Regions from separate parts of the Homo sapiens genome. Here region 2 is linked to region 1. Evidence: chromatin contacts called from ENCODE Hi-C data. All regions are on one chromosome and are shown on one strand. The core of a region is the stretch at or near the end of the contact, and the rest is flanking DNA. Distances in the headings are between cores, read along the strand shown. Region 1 overlaps LINC03082 (long intergenic non-protein coding RNA 3082). Region 2 has its middle 23 kb from the start of LINC03061.

The links. A loop is a pair of places that touch in the nucleus more often than their neighbours do. Pooled maps may share reads with other maps.
Region 2: a loop to region 1 is called in a map of Right ventricle myocardium inferior, with 5 times the contacts of the local background. The contact joins two enhancer-like sites. A Hi-C loop is called at or near these places in 5 of 168 maps with a recorded cell type or tissue (HCT116, MCF 10A, Right ventricle myocardium inferior and 2 more) and 10 of 50 pooled maps.

What each region holds. Positions count from the first base shown.
Region 1 is chr13:110,105,628-110,112,868 of GRCh38, reverse strand. All of the region lies in intron 1 of LINC03082 (long intergenic non-protein coding RNA 3082), which reads left to right. Among named protein-coding and RNA genes, the nearest start is that of LINC03032, 12 kb to the left of the region's middle. Within about 2 kb of position 2,844, at least 14 of the 41 ENCODE cell types and tissues checked have a DNase peak (open chromatin) inside an H3K27ac peak, as active enhancers do; they include ascending aorta and gastrocnemius medialis, where a contact is called at or near this core.
Region 2 is chr13:109,238,938-109,246,178 of GRCh38, reverse strand. No RefSeq gene overlaps it. Among named protein-coding and RNA genes, the nearest start is that of LINC03061, 23 kb to the left of the region's middle. Within about 2 kb of position 2,683, at least 12 of the 41 ENCODE cell types and tissues checked have a DNase peak (open chromatin) inside an H3K27ac peak, as active enhancers do; they include ascending aorta and gastrocnemius medialis, where a contact is called at or near this core.

The DNA.
Region 1 (7,241 bases), core at 1,595-4,094:
ATGAATGTAGGTTGTCTGAAGCAGGTAAATTTTGTGGTGGTTTAATTATACAGCAGCAGATAACTAACACAGCCTACGAAGATCTGGAGATTTGGAAATTAGGGAGATACTACAGTTTTCAAGGACAGCAACATGCTGAGTCTCTAATTTATTATTAGTTTTTAAAACAAAACCATTTATCTTCTCAGTTTTGATGGGTCAAGAGTTTAGGAGCCGTGGGGCTGGAAGGCTCTGGCTCAGGGCTTTTCACAAGGTTGCAGTCAAGGTGTTGATGGGGGCTGTGGCCAGCAGAGGGCGTGACTAGGGCTGGAGGACTCGGTCTTTTTTTTATTATTATTATACTTTAAGTTTTAGGGTACATGTGCACGATGTGCAGGTTAGTTACATACGTATACATGTGCCATGCTGGTGTGCTGCACCCATTAACTCGTCATTTAGCATTAGGTGTATCTCCTAAAGCTATCCCTCCCCCATCCCCACACCCCACAACAGTCCCCAGAGTGTGATGTTCCCCTTCCTGTGTCCATGTGTTCTCATTGTTCAATTCCCATCTATGAGTGAGAATATGCGGTGTTTGGTTTTTTGTTCTTGCGATAGTTTACTGAGAATGATGATTTCCAATTTCATCCATGTCTCTACAAAGGACATGAACTCATCATTTTTTATGGCTGCATAGTATTCCATGGTGTATATATGCCACATTTTCTTAATCCAGTCTAACATTGTTGGACATTTGGGTTGGTTCCAAGTCTTTGCTATTGTGAATAGTGCCACAATAAACATACGTGTGCATGTGTCTTTATAGCAGCATGATTTATAGTCCTTTGGGTATATACCCAGTAATGGGATGGCTGGGTCAAATGGTATTTCTAGTTCTAGATCCCTGAGGAATCGCCACACTGACTTCCACAAGGGTTGAAAGGCCTTTGACAAAATTCAACAACCCTTCATGCTAAAAACTCTCAATAAATTAGGTATTGATGGGACATATCTCAAAATAATAAGAGCTATCTATGACAAACCCACAGCCAATATCATACTGAATGGACAAAAACTGGAAGCATTCCCTTTGAAAACTGGCACAAGACAGGGATGCCCTCTCTCACCACTCCTTATTCAACATAGTGTTGGAAGTTCTGACCAGGGCAATTAGGCAGGAGAAGGAAATAAAGGGTATTCAATTAGGAAAAGAGGAAGTCAAATTGTCCCTGTTTGCAGATGACATGATTGTATATCTAGAAAACCCCATTGTCTCAGCCCAAAATCTCCTTAAGCTGATAAGCAACTTCAGCAAAGTCTCAGGATACAAAATCAATGTGCAAAAATCACAAGCATTCCTATACACTAATAACAGACAAACAGAGAGCCAAATCATGAGTGAACTTCCATTCACAATTGCTTCAAAGAGAATAAAATACCCAGGAATCCAACTTACAAGGGACGTGAAGGACCTCTTCAAGGAGAACTACAAACCACTGCTCAATGAAATAAAAGAGGATACAAACAAATGGAAGAACATTCCATGCTCATGGGTAGGAAGAATCAATATCGTGAAAATGGCCATACTGCCCAAGGTAATTTACAGATTCAATGCCATCCCCATCAAGCTACCAATGACTTTCTTCTCAGAATTGGAAAAAACTACTTTAAAGTTCATATGGAACCAAAAAAGAGCCCGCATCGCCAAGTCAATCCTAAGCCAAAAGAACAAGGCTCAGTCTTTGTTAGATAAGGTATCTGGGAGAGCTGCCAAGGGGATGGTAAGGGGGTGAGCAGAGATGGGAAAGCGCCACGTGGGACACCGTTCTGTCCCGCCACCCAGCCCGCCACGCAGCCCTCCACGCAGCCCGCCACCCAGCCCGCCACGCAGCCCGCCACGCAGCCCGCCACCCAGCCCGCCACCCAGCCCGCCACGCAGCCCGCCACCCTGGCCAGCCTTATCTTCTTAGTCTGTTAATCTTCTGCTGATATTGTTTGTTTGTTTGTTTGTTTGAAATGGAGTTTTGCTCTTGTTGCCCAGGCAGGAGTGCAATGGCGAAATCTCAGCTCACTGCAGCCTCCGCCTCCCAGGTTCAAGTGATTCTCCTGCCTCAGCCTCCCGAGTAGCTGGGATTACAGGCACCCACCACCACACCTGAATAATTTTTTATATTTGTTTTAGTAGAGATGGGGTTTCACTATGTTGGCCAGGCTGGTCTCGAACTCCTGGCTTCGGGTGATCTGCCTGCCTTGGCCTCCCAAAGTGCTGGGATTATAGGCATGAGCCACTGTGCCTAATATTCTGCTAATGTGACCATCCTAGACTCCGTAGTAAGAGATTCTAACTTTGAAAACAGCAGAGTTTGCCTGATTTTATTTGCTATTTTTCAAAGCGTGCTGTTTCATCAGTGCCTATGCAATGATGTCTATTTTCCATTGGGGTCCTGTCAATACCAGGTGAAAGAGGGGCACCTGTCAATACCAGATCTACTTGGCTGCTCTCCAAGAAGATCTGGTATTTACGGTTGCCCCTCTTTCAAGCTCAATCCCTATCTGTTTGGAGTCTAAAACAACCTGCAGACTTTCTTCTTCCCTGTGGGTTTTCCCTTGTTTAGTTTATTTATATCGGAAGACTCCACGAAGGGATCAGAGCGGACAGCTTGGGACTGAAGGGCACGTGGTGTCTGACTGGTTAGACAGTAGGGAAATAAGAGCTCCACAGAGGGAAGGGAATGGAGTAGCTAGCGCTTGGAAAGAGACGGCTGGGGGTTGACTTGGCAGCTTCTGGGAGTGCATGGCAGGCTTATCCCTCCGTGGAGGACAGGCCTGACTCAGCCGCCTGTCTCCATAGGGGGAGGAACAAGGCGGAGGCGTGCATGGCCCGGCTGCAGGACAGCTCAACAGCAGGAGCATCAAGGGCTGCCAGGGCCCTGCAGAAGGCACCGCTCCGCCGCAGAAACTGCCTTTTCCGTATTAGGATCATGATCCTGTAAAGGTGCAGCTGCTGTACCATGCTAATGAGCTCTTAAAATCTGTATTGCAGCACGTAAGTAAAAAGTCTGAACAAACTGTCTTAAAGAAAGAAGACGAAGAAGAATGAACTATCAGTCACTGTTGTGAGCACTCTTTGAGGAGGCAAGGAGAAGTGTGCTTTTAGAATTGACTGCGTTTTAAAGGACACAATGCCATTTTCTTGGAACTGGAGCAAGATAGAAATGTATGAATTTGTTGTCCCAGAGGGTGACGAAACTGTCTCTCAGGCAGAGTTCAAAGACCCCGAGGGACCCAGGAGATTTGTGGGAACGTCAGTTAGTGGGTTTCCTTTTTCATATGAAAAGGCTCCAGCAGTTAACCAGGCGTATTTAGGAGCATGGTGATGTGAATTTCCAAGGCTCCTCGGGGTAGCATTGCAGTTTCAGACCACACAACAAAGTGAAGCTTCCTGAAATTCAAGACATTGTTGGGGACTTATCTCCAGTAAGGATCAGTTTAGGGACACATAAGGGAGACAGGCCACGCCTCTCTCCTGGTGTCCTCTAATACCCTTAGCCAGCAAGCACCTTAGACTACGGGAAGGGGGAAAATGGGGAAGAGGTCCCACTGATGTGGATAGATGGTCCAGTAGGGGTGTTTCTGAAGCCTGTGCCTGGGGTCTTGGCGCTTTCCCCTTCTCTCTGCCGGGGCTAGTCCCTGACTCCTGGCCCCTGCACCCTATATGTCCTTTTTCTTGTCTGAGCCTAGAGACAGAAACCACCCAAGACCAATGTCAACTTGCCATGTCAGCCAGGAGCCTTCCCCTGGGTGGCAGCACACTCCACACAAAGCAGGCAGAGCAGGCCCGCTGCAGCATCCAGGCCCTGCTGGGAGGGATCCCTACTGGAAGTGCACTCACAGCCTGGTCAGCCTCATTCCTGGGCCTCTTGAGGCTCCCATGCATTTGCCAGAGCCCGCCCACACTTGCACTCCTACACTCACTTAGAAACACACACACACACTGCCACAGCCACACACACACTCACATGTACACAACCACATCAACACTCACACACTTATTCACAAACTCACACACACACTCATACATGCACACAGGTGTATACTTGCACATCCACACTCATAAATGCACATCCACAGCCCACACAACCTCATGCACATACACATATACACACATTCACACTCATCTCTACCCACACACATGCACACTTATTCACAAACTTATACATACACACACAGGCCCATACTCACACACACCCAACACAGGCAGTCACACACGCACACACCCTCTCACTCTTGCACGTGCACACACATTCTCACACACACTCCTATACTTATTCACATACACACTCTGTGACACACTCATGCTTGTAGACACTCACATGCACACTCGCCCATACCTAACATGATGTTACACACACTCAATCACAGCATGCTCACAATCAAACCCACACACTGTCACACACTCACACACGTGTGTTCTGTTGCACACTCACACTCTCACACTGGTGCAGTGCCTCCCTTGGGCACCTGCTGTCTTTGGCTCTAAAGCTTACGGAAGTGGCGGCCTTGCCCGAGCCAGGCCTAGTTGCTTGCTAGGGCCTTGTTAATGGCGCCTCAGTGTGGAGAACGGCGGGAAGTACGTTTTGCTTCCCAGGGTGGTTGATCCCGAGACCACAGGTTCCAGCCTGTCTGCCGCCCCAGGGTGCTGACAGGAGCTGCCTCCACTGCCTTGTGTGCCATGTCTATATTAAATTAGGGGTCCCCATGTCCCCAAGGCCCACTCTCCGCTAGGCTGTGCCCCTGACGTTCACAGAGGCAACACCCTCTTTGATGACTTACCAGCGTCCACAGAGTGACTCCAAAGGCCAGAAGTGCCAACAACTCAACTGGGCACTTGGCACCACACTTGGAACCTCCGACTGCCCCAAGCATGTGACCCGGGAGCCTCCTGGATCCATGCTGCTGTGGCAGCTCCCTCCAGAACTTCAGGTCCCATCGCCAAGGGATCCCTGAGAACAGGGCTGACGGAGAAGGTCTGGGCCTAGTCTTAGCAGTGCCACCCTTTTGTGGAGGGACAGTGTTCTGAGCCTCGATATCCTCCTATGGAAAACAAAGGTTTTAGGACTTTGATCTTAGTGCACTCGGGCCACTGCAATGAATTGCCACAACCTCGGGCTTGACACAAGAAGTGTGTTTTTTCACAGTTCTGGAGGCTGAGGGTCCAAAATCATGGGGTCCACAGGCCGTGGTCCCTCTGAAGGCTCCGGAAAGGGTCTCCCCTGCTTCCAGCCTCTAGTGCTGATGCAGTCCTTGGCATTGCTCGGCTTCCAGCCACATCGCTCCCGTCTCTGCCTCTGTGGTCACTTGAGGTCTTCCCTGTGTGTCTCGGTATAAATTTCCTCCTCTTAGGAGGACCTCCATCATTGGATTAAGTCCCCAGGTAAGCCAGCATGACCTCATTTTAACTCGATCACATTCACAAATACCTATTTCCAAATAAGGTCCCATTCACAGGTACGGTTTACAACTTGAACTTGGCTTTCTGGGAGACACAATTCACCCCTAACACTGACCTTCAAGATCGTGACATTTAGAGATGATGTGTAACCAGAGATTATTAATATTACAGTAAATGACATGAAGAAAAGGAATAAAGTGTCAGGCAGCTCTACCCACCAGCCTGAGCACATTTCTGAATCTAACTGGCAGCTCAGTTTGGGGGCAGTTCTCACCCTCATCTGATCTTCTGCTGCTCAGGACTGAGAGTCCTGCTTTAGAATCTGCTCAGCCCTAACATCTCAGGGCCCCACAGAGGCTCGGCCTTCCTTCAGCGAGGCTGAAGGACCTGGGAGGTCTCTGAGATGAGGTATGGGGGAGTGCCACTCTACTTCCTTATTAGGGGCGAGCTGTCTTGGAGCTGGTCTCGGTAAAGAGCTGTCTCTGCTCCTGCCCCCAGCCTGCTCTGCCATGCAGTGCCTCTGGGCAGCTTCCCAGGGCTCAGGTCCAAGCTGCAGCTCCTTGCCTCAGAGCACACACTGCTTTTAGCTTCAAAGTCATGGTCAGCACTCCAGCCCCAGCTCTCTAAGCCTGAAATTCAAAGCAATTCCCAGAGTCAGCGTGGCCTTTTGGAGGTACCCCCTGTTATTCATCGATGGAGCCCCTGTTCCCGTGCAAAGGACAGCCCACGTAATCACAGCTCCATCCTGCGCCAGGCCTCGGGGAATGAAGTTCATCCTCATGTTGGATGGCCGATGTCCTCCATAAACATTCCACAGCTTCGTAAACTCATGACTGTCTTTGAACACAGGCTGTTCCTATCAACCTTCAATCTTCAACTCTTTCCCTTGGGCGACCCCTTCCCAGAAAACCTGGCGTTTCTACACTTTCATCTTTAACGGAGTGTCTTTGATATATGCTGTCACTTCTGTAATATACTTGTGAAACATTTTCTATGACTATTGTCGTAAAAGAGGAGACCAATCCTCAAGCCATATAACAACAGCAAGAAGTCCATTGACCAACATAAACATATGTCTACATAATTAATGCTGTTTCCTCTAAGAAGCTGGCTTGCATGTGAAATGAATGAGAGGTGCTGATAATGAATTGAGAAGTAGTCGCCATACGGCTAATGGTTCCAGGACCTGTCGTTGGCTCTGGAGACAGAGTGCTGAGTTAGGTATCATGGCTCCATCTTCACCTGCTGGCTCTGTGTCCTCATGGGAGTGAGTTAACTCATCCAAGCCTTAGTTTAGGCATCTGTAGAATGGAAATACTAGTAGGCCCCATCTCCTAAATGGATTCTCAGCTTGCCCTGATGCTCCCGCTGCTGGGCTGTCCTGCAGGCCGGCCATGCACCCCTCTGCCTTGCCCTGAGGTAATCCATGTGCAATTCCTTACTGTGTTACTTGGCTCATAGAGGCACTTAGTAAATGTTAGGCATTTATTCTTAGCAATCACACTATTAACAGAAATAAAGGAAGCCAATGGAACAGTGATAGAAAAACCTGGAACTTGGGTTCAGAATGAACTCTTTCATGTTCTAGTTAAGTTTCTTCAGAAAAGTCAAAACTTCTTCCAACCTCACCCACTGCACCTCTAAAATGGGATAATAATGACATTCCCTCACACGGATGCCATGAGGCTGCAATGCATGGAAAGATGTGGAGTTGCTATTCCAAAGTTATTTATCACTAAAGTCATTCAAGCTCTGTTTTATTCCCAAGAAATAGGTAGGAGAGTTAAAGACATCTTGACTTTGTAGAATG
Region 2 (7,241 bases), core at 1,434-3,933, 870 kb after region 1:
GGTGCCCTCTGCAACCCTGAAGAGCCCCCTCCTTGCAGCCCTCTCCTGTGAACTGTAGTCACTGTGGTCTTCCAGCTCCTCCTACTCAACTCAGAGGGACCACCAGTACACACCTCAGCTCCCCTTTCCTGATCTGTGGTTTGTAAAATTCTCAAGGCCGGAACCTGGACAAGTCTTTGGAGCTTATTTCATTTGTTTTCTCTCTCGCAAGGACAGATGCCTCATATCCTGTGTCTTGAAAACCTTTGTTGTATATATTTTGTCATTTTTTTAAATTCATGCAAGAGGATAAATCCAGTCTTTCTACTCCATCTTGGAGAGAAGCAGAAATCTCTGTCATATATCAAATTTTGCATTAACAATTTTGTATTCCTTTTCTTAAAAATGCCCCTCCATCTTGATTGTATAATCCAGTGTTACAACACCTCCACTCACCAAAATACAAAACAAATGAATAGATTGTAATCTCACATGCTAAGTGCAATAATTGATACATATTGATGTACCTCACATGGTCTAGAGGTGGGGAAAAGATATGTGTTGGAAAATCACCAGAGAAGGAGACAGTCAAATTGTTTTTAAATAGTAAACAAAATCAAATATAGGTGAGGAAGAGGTGGTAAGAAGCAAAGTGCAAAACTAGGGAGAACCTGATACCACCCTCCAATAGATGGTTTTCTAAGAGAGAAAAGAATTTATTTAAAATCCATGAACATAAGAAAATAAAGAGAGTCACACATGGCCTTATATTATTGTCAGGTAAAAAGGATGATAGGAGACATAGTTCACATTAATTCAAAGTGACATTTCCTATTTGAAATAAGAAAGATCATTTTGAATTAATGATATTATGCAGCAGACGATGGCTACTTGTATGGGCAGTTAGGAAGAAGAAGAAAGGGAAGGGAACGGAGGAAGAGAAGTGGGAGAAAGATGAAGAAAGAAAATGAGAAGGGGGAGGCAGTAAACTCAGCTCAATTTCAATCAGAACAATGAAACTATTTCATAATTATAAGAACTGTTTTCCATGAGAGTGAACTTTCCCACAGACCCTTCTCCAATCCATGTGGCGACATTGAGTTTGCTCTCCGTAGCCTTGCCCGTCTACAGACTCATTCCCCAAATACCACCTGCCATGTGTTAGGCTGTCAGGTAAGTGTTACCTACTCACTCCATCATGCTTCTGCTTCTTTAAGACTTTGCAGATTTTCCCTTAGCACAGAGCTGGACCCTCTGCAATAAAATAAGTTCCCATTTATTGCCAACATTCTTCTCCTTACTCACTTTGCTATAACCATTCGTAACCGTAACAGATTTTCTCTTTCTTCTTGACAGATGAATTCTTTTTGCTTTTCTGATGTTGGTTTATATGACGGTTGTTGTGTGCTTACTCCTTTTATAGAAGCGGGAACAGAAGGGAGCAGGGGAAAGCGTTGTAGGAAAGAAACCCCCAAGAGTGCATAATAACCCGCCAACCTTCCCTTTCTCTCCCTCCTCTTTTAATGGTCCTGGTCTCCTGGCATCTACAGCCCAGAGAAAATGCAAACACATGACACTGGGCCTTACTGACTTACAAAAAATCCCAGGGAGTCGCAGTGCAATAATAGGTCTTATTATTCCTTAACATTTAATAAAGCCTGCAGTGATAGATGCTGAAAATAAAATAAGCTGGTGTGGTATCTGCTTTTTGAAAAGCTGAAATTCAAAAGACAGACCAGTGTAGGCAAATCATACAGATGGACAAAGAATTGAAGAAAATAGGAAGGAAGGGGATAGAGACAGATGGCTGACTCCATGGATTTTTTTTTTCCCCTCCAAGATAATTCTCCTGGCTAAGGACCCCAGGACACTCCAGAAAGATTTTTTTCTTTTCATTTTTCTTTTCTTTTTTGTTTCATTTGCTTGTTTGTATTTAATCAAGGTTTGCTGTAAACAGTGAAGCCAAGCTTCTCTTAATCACGCTTGCCATTAAGGGCTTTAAATACAAAACTCCTACTTAAAATTACAATTATACTTTGATGAAAAAATTTCCCAGCCCACTCCATTTTACATTTTTCCCATTGGTTTTCTAAAATAGGACTGGAAAGTGCTAATAGAGTGTTTTGGAACTCAGAGTTCTTTGTGGTTTCATAGTCTCAAAAAAACCGGTCCTCCTTATTGCCTTATCACCACTAATCAGGGCTTATGTGTGACTTGAAAATTAGAACTTTCACACATGGCAGGCAGGAGACACAGAGGCACAGTCTCATGAAGAGATACCTAAGCATTGATGTGACTGCTAAGGACAGCATATTCCCCTGAACCCGTGTGGTTCTGGAAGCCCTCCAAGTTATTAATAGCGACAGTGACAGGGCTGTACATTCTATTGTTTCCTCATCGACGAGAACGGAATGTTAGGTGGTGGGGATTGTGGCATGGAAAGTATGTGAGCTGGCTGTGTTGCATTTCATTTTCTCCTTTCGAGGGCTTTCTGTCCTTTGTGCTTTTTACTGCTGCTCGTGGCAAACGCCTTAGTGGATGATGAACAAGAAATGACCTCATGGAAACAGTGTGGTGGTGACCCACAGCTGATTTAAAATAAGGTGGACAGATTTTGATCACCCTCCCAATGTATACAGCAGGAAAGAGAGACCTGGTTTCACTAGAGTTGGGTTGATCCAGTCCTCCTATGCTGAGTCATTGGATTAAAATGCATGTCATGTCCTAGGCTAGCCTCGGATTTCCATCTGGTCAAAAAGAAAGCATTTTTGTTGCTACTGGGTTTGGGATTAGTGCAAAAAGGGGAGTTCAGATCTGGATGAACCAGGCCCACTTGTCCTCTCAGATAAAGCCAGGGGAGGAGCACAGAAACACACTTGGTACCCTGAGATGAGATTAAATGCGGAGGTGGATGAAAACCACCAAAGGTAGCTTAAAAAACATCTGAGCTCGCACAAAATAATTCACTCCTTCATTAGTTGTTAATGCATTTCTCTAATTGCTTATTCAAAAGGACATTATTTCTTCTTTGGTGTCCCGCATACACAGTTTTAAAATGCTTGCAGACGTTTTACCTGGCTCTTTGCATTAAATTATCTCATCAGTCGTAATTGATCTTCACTTCTCCGAAGTTTTCATGGCACATGGCAAACTGGGATGTACCCTTCCTCCTCCTCTGTGTTCTATCAGTTATTTAATCTCATCTCCAAGCAACATGTTCTCGTAATGGCTAGATTTTGGTCTAGAACAATAGCCTTACTGCTATTATTCTTTTACTCAACAGTCCAGATTGTTACGTACCCATGATCTGGAGCTCTGGACTTCTTGGTTTTGTGAACCGCAGGACTCTTGCAAGTCTACTGTGTTAGTCCGTTTTCACACTGTATTATAAATAAATACCTGAGACTGGGTAATTTATAAAGAAAAGAGGTTTAATTGACTCAGAATTTCACACTGTTGGAGAAGCCTCAGGAAACTTACAATTGCGGAGGAAGGTGAGAGAGGAGCAAAGGCACGTCTTACATGGTAGCAGGTGAGAGAGAGAGACAGCAAATGAGTAAAGGGAGAAGAGCTGCTTATAAGACCATCAGATCTCATGAGAACTCACTCAGTATCATGAAAATAGCATGGGGGAACTGCCCCCATGATCCAATCACCACCTGCCCACCAGGTCTCTCCCTCAACACATGGGGATTATGGGGATTACAATTTGAGATGATGTTTGGGTGGGGACACAGAGCCAAACTATATAATCTACCATGTCATAAGTGCTCAAAATATGGATTAATTGATTGCAACAAGAAGCCACGTTTTTCCTTTGCAATTTATCAGTTAGCAACTCATTCACTTTGAATATTTTTTTTTCTTTTCTCAGAATAATCAGAGGGAAAAGGTCATTATAGATGAAACAAGTACATAACAAATAAACTTGAAAAAAGTGACACTATCTGTCTAATTAGAATGGCTTTAATGGCAGTCTGTATTTAAAATGTGCAATGCAGCAGCATCTAAGGGCCTTTTTAATTGATTTGATTTCATGATTTTCCTAGATTTTATAAAGACTCATAAACCAATGTCTTAAATTTCATTTTACAGTTATTGCCTTAATTTTAGATTTCAAAGTATCTTTTGACACCTTCACTGGTGTGCTCTATCCTGGAAGAAATATGCATTCACAGATTCCATACCTCCCCCTTAATTCCCCACTTGGTCAGATTAGATGTTCATTTCTATTATATCATCTTTTAAGCCTTACTTACATTTTTAAGAAGATACTATTTTGACTTTGATAAATTCTGGCACTCTGAATTCATTGTGTTTCTTTGTCTTTTTCCTTAGGCTTGCCCTAGGCAAGGTCTAACACTGTCAAATCATTAGAGGGAGGGCTTTATTCCCAATTTCAAATCATTTTTATTGTCATCATTCAAAAAGAAATGGCTGTCTAGGGGATAAGTGTCAGTGCGTACTTTGAAGATGATGGGCATATGTTTCTATCTCAGCTGATTCTTGAAGTCACTTTTCTGGTATTTTTTTCTGTAAACTTATGTATATATTCATAAAATTTACTATTTTACTTTGAGTAAGTTTCATTCTTCCCTCTGATTAGAGACTTGTCTTCTCTATCTTTTATACTTTCTGATTGGGACAAAACAATCTTTTGGCTATTCTATCTCATTTTTTCAAAAGCATCAATTATCCTCTTATGATCCCCTTATGATAAGATCATAACATTTTAAAGCTATTGTTTAGAAATGTACTACACAGCCTTTCACCTCCTTGTCCCCAACTGTCTCTCTTACTCTTTCTCTCTTTCCAAAAATAGCAAGCTAACTACTAAGCCAAAAGCCACATCCAGATTCCTATGGCTCCTGTCCACGTTCACTATGGATGAATGCGTATCAGACTTCTTTGCTCATCATGATGACTGGCCTATTAATTTTATCTTTTCCTGAAGTAAAATAGGAGAGCAAATGGGATGCATATTTATTCTTTTGTCTTCTTTACCTCAGGGCTGTCTTAAATCACTTAAGAAAAGCAAAAGTTAAGTATTTTGCTATTAGAGAGCCATAAATAGTTAAGTAACAAAGTAGTAGTAACTCTAGATAGAATAATGATAATTAATGTTTGCACAGTTTGCTACTTTCACCTGTACCATTTCATTTACTATGCATTTTTACTTCCTATGGCAGATATAAATATTACCCTTCATTTATTGTTGGGCATACTGAGGGTCATGTCAGTGCAATAAATATTTCATGCGCAAACACTCAGCATATGGGAAGGAAATTATACCATGTTCTGACGTAAAATTCTATTTCAGATGTTTGTTTTCTCCTTTCCCTTTTCTTCCTTCTTTTTAAAATACAATTTAAGTTTCACCACCTTTTCATAAGTGAGTATCTACTCACATTTACTATGATTTCTTGTGTGTTCGAAGAATTCTGGTATCCTCCCTTTTAATCAACATTGCTCCTAAATTGCCTACTCATGTTTTAATTCCTGCCTCTTTGTTATTTAGTTGGATTAGATTTTCAGTTTTTAATTTTTTTCTCTACTTGCTTGAAATGTAAACTGTCAATATCAGTTATTTTGTGTTCCTCATAAAAATTTAATATGAAGAGTCCTCGGTTTGGCCAATGGGAGCCGTTTCAAGCCAGCTCCTGTTTTCTGATGTCATGACTACTTCCTTGCTTTCTGATTCAACAAGCTATTCCAGGCTTACCACATATTCTTTCTGCTCCAGAGGTGAAATCCACCATTTAGCAACCTAGCTCTGTGTGCGAGGTGCATGCACTGCTGCTGGGGTTTGTGATTTCCAGGTGCGTTCAGAGGCTAGAGCAAGGGATGTTTTTATGCCTTATTCTGAAACCTTCAAATCAAATCTGAAACCACGGGCTTCTTCCTCATCTTTCCTCATTCTATATTTGTATCTCCCTTCTCCTACAGTGAGAATGGAGATACCTAACATCAACATAGAAACTCATTTGTTCAACCCTGAAATAGATACAAAATAGCTTCAGAATAATTTTAATAATACCATGGTGTCAACAGAGTGGCTAAGTTCAAGATTTCTTTAAACTATATTCTAGTAAAGATGTATAGTTAGAATACTTGTTCAAAAGCTACTTGAATTAATTTTTTTATTATATGTGATATGGTTAGTAATTTGATTTAAATCTTGGTTCACTTCCATCAGTTTTTATTTAGTTTTAGAGTTTACTTATTATTTTGATTAACTTGTACTTTTTAATATATAAGGCATTTAGATGCATCAAAAGTCAAAAATTATGTAAGAAAAGATACTCAGATTTCTTATTCCCAATTCTATTACTTCCACCCCATTTTCACTGATCGTCTATAATATTTCATGAGGTTTGAATATATAGTCTTTTTAGTTTTCCTTTTTTCTGACATAAAGTATAGCATATGTCATATATTCTTTTCCAATTTCCTTTTTTTCAATAAACAATGGATGTTTGAAATCACTCCCTATCAAGCTGTAGGATCTTCCTTTCTTCTTTTTAAACAGATGCATGTAGTACAACACTGTGTGGAGATATCATAGTTTATTCCATCAGTTTCCTATTATTGAATATTGTCACCAATATTTTGCTGTTGCAGATAATGCTGCAATGGTTGACCATGTGCATATGTTGTTTTAGATTTGAAAAGGTGCCCTTCAACATAAATGAGTAGAAATGAGATTGCAGGGTCAAGGGCACATGTAATTTTGTTAGATGTGACGAAATTGCCTTACATAGTATTTGTAGCATTTTGTGTTGGCCATCAGAACATGTTAGTGAACTTTTGAATGTTTATAAATCTGAAAGGTAAGAAATTGGTGTCTTTTATATTCTTAAATTTGAAGCAACGGTAGTAACAACAGCACGTTCCTGTCTAGAGACCAATTCTCTCTTTCTTCAGAAAGTAGACCCAGCATTTCATGAGCCTTGTAGTGTACCTGCAGATGGCTTTTATTCTTCTTCCATTTAAATCACAACATGATTCAATATCCTACAACCTATGAATTTGATTGTAAATATTACTGACACTTAGACTTACTATACATCTACATAAAAGGAGTACAGGAAAGAAAATAGAAAAAATAAGGAAAACTGTAGTTTTCCAATTTGTGTTCCAGTATTTATTCATCTATCTACTAGTCATCATCTATCTTTCAGTCCTCTATTTTATCCTCCTATATGTTTTGCTCTGTATTCCTCCTTATGTGCATATATGTACACACAAATAGTAAAACAAGC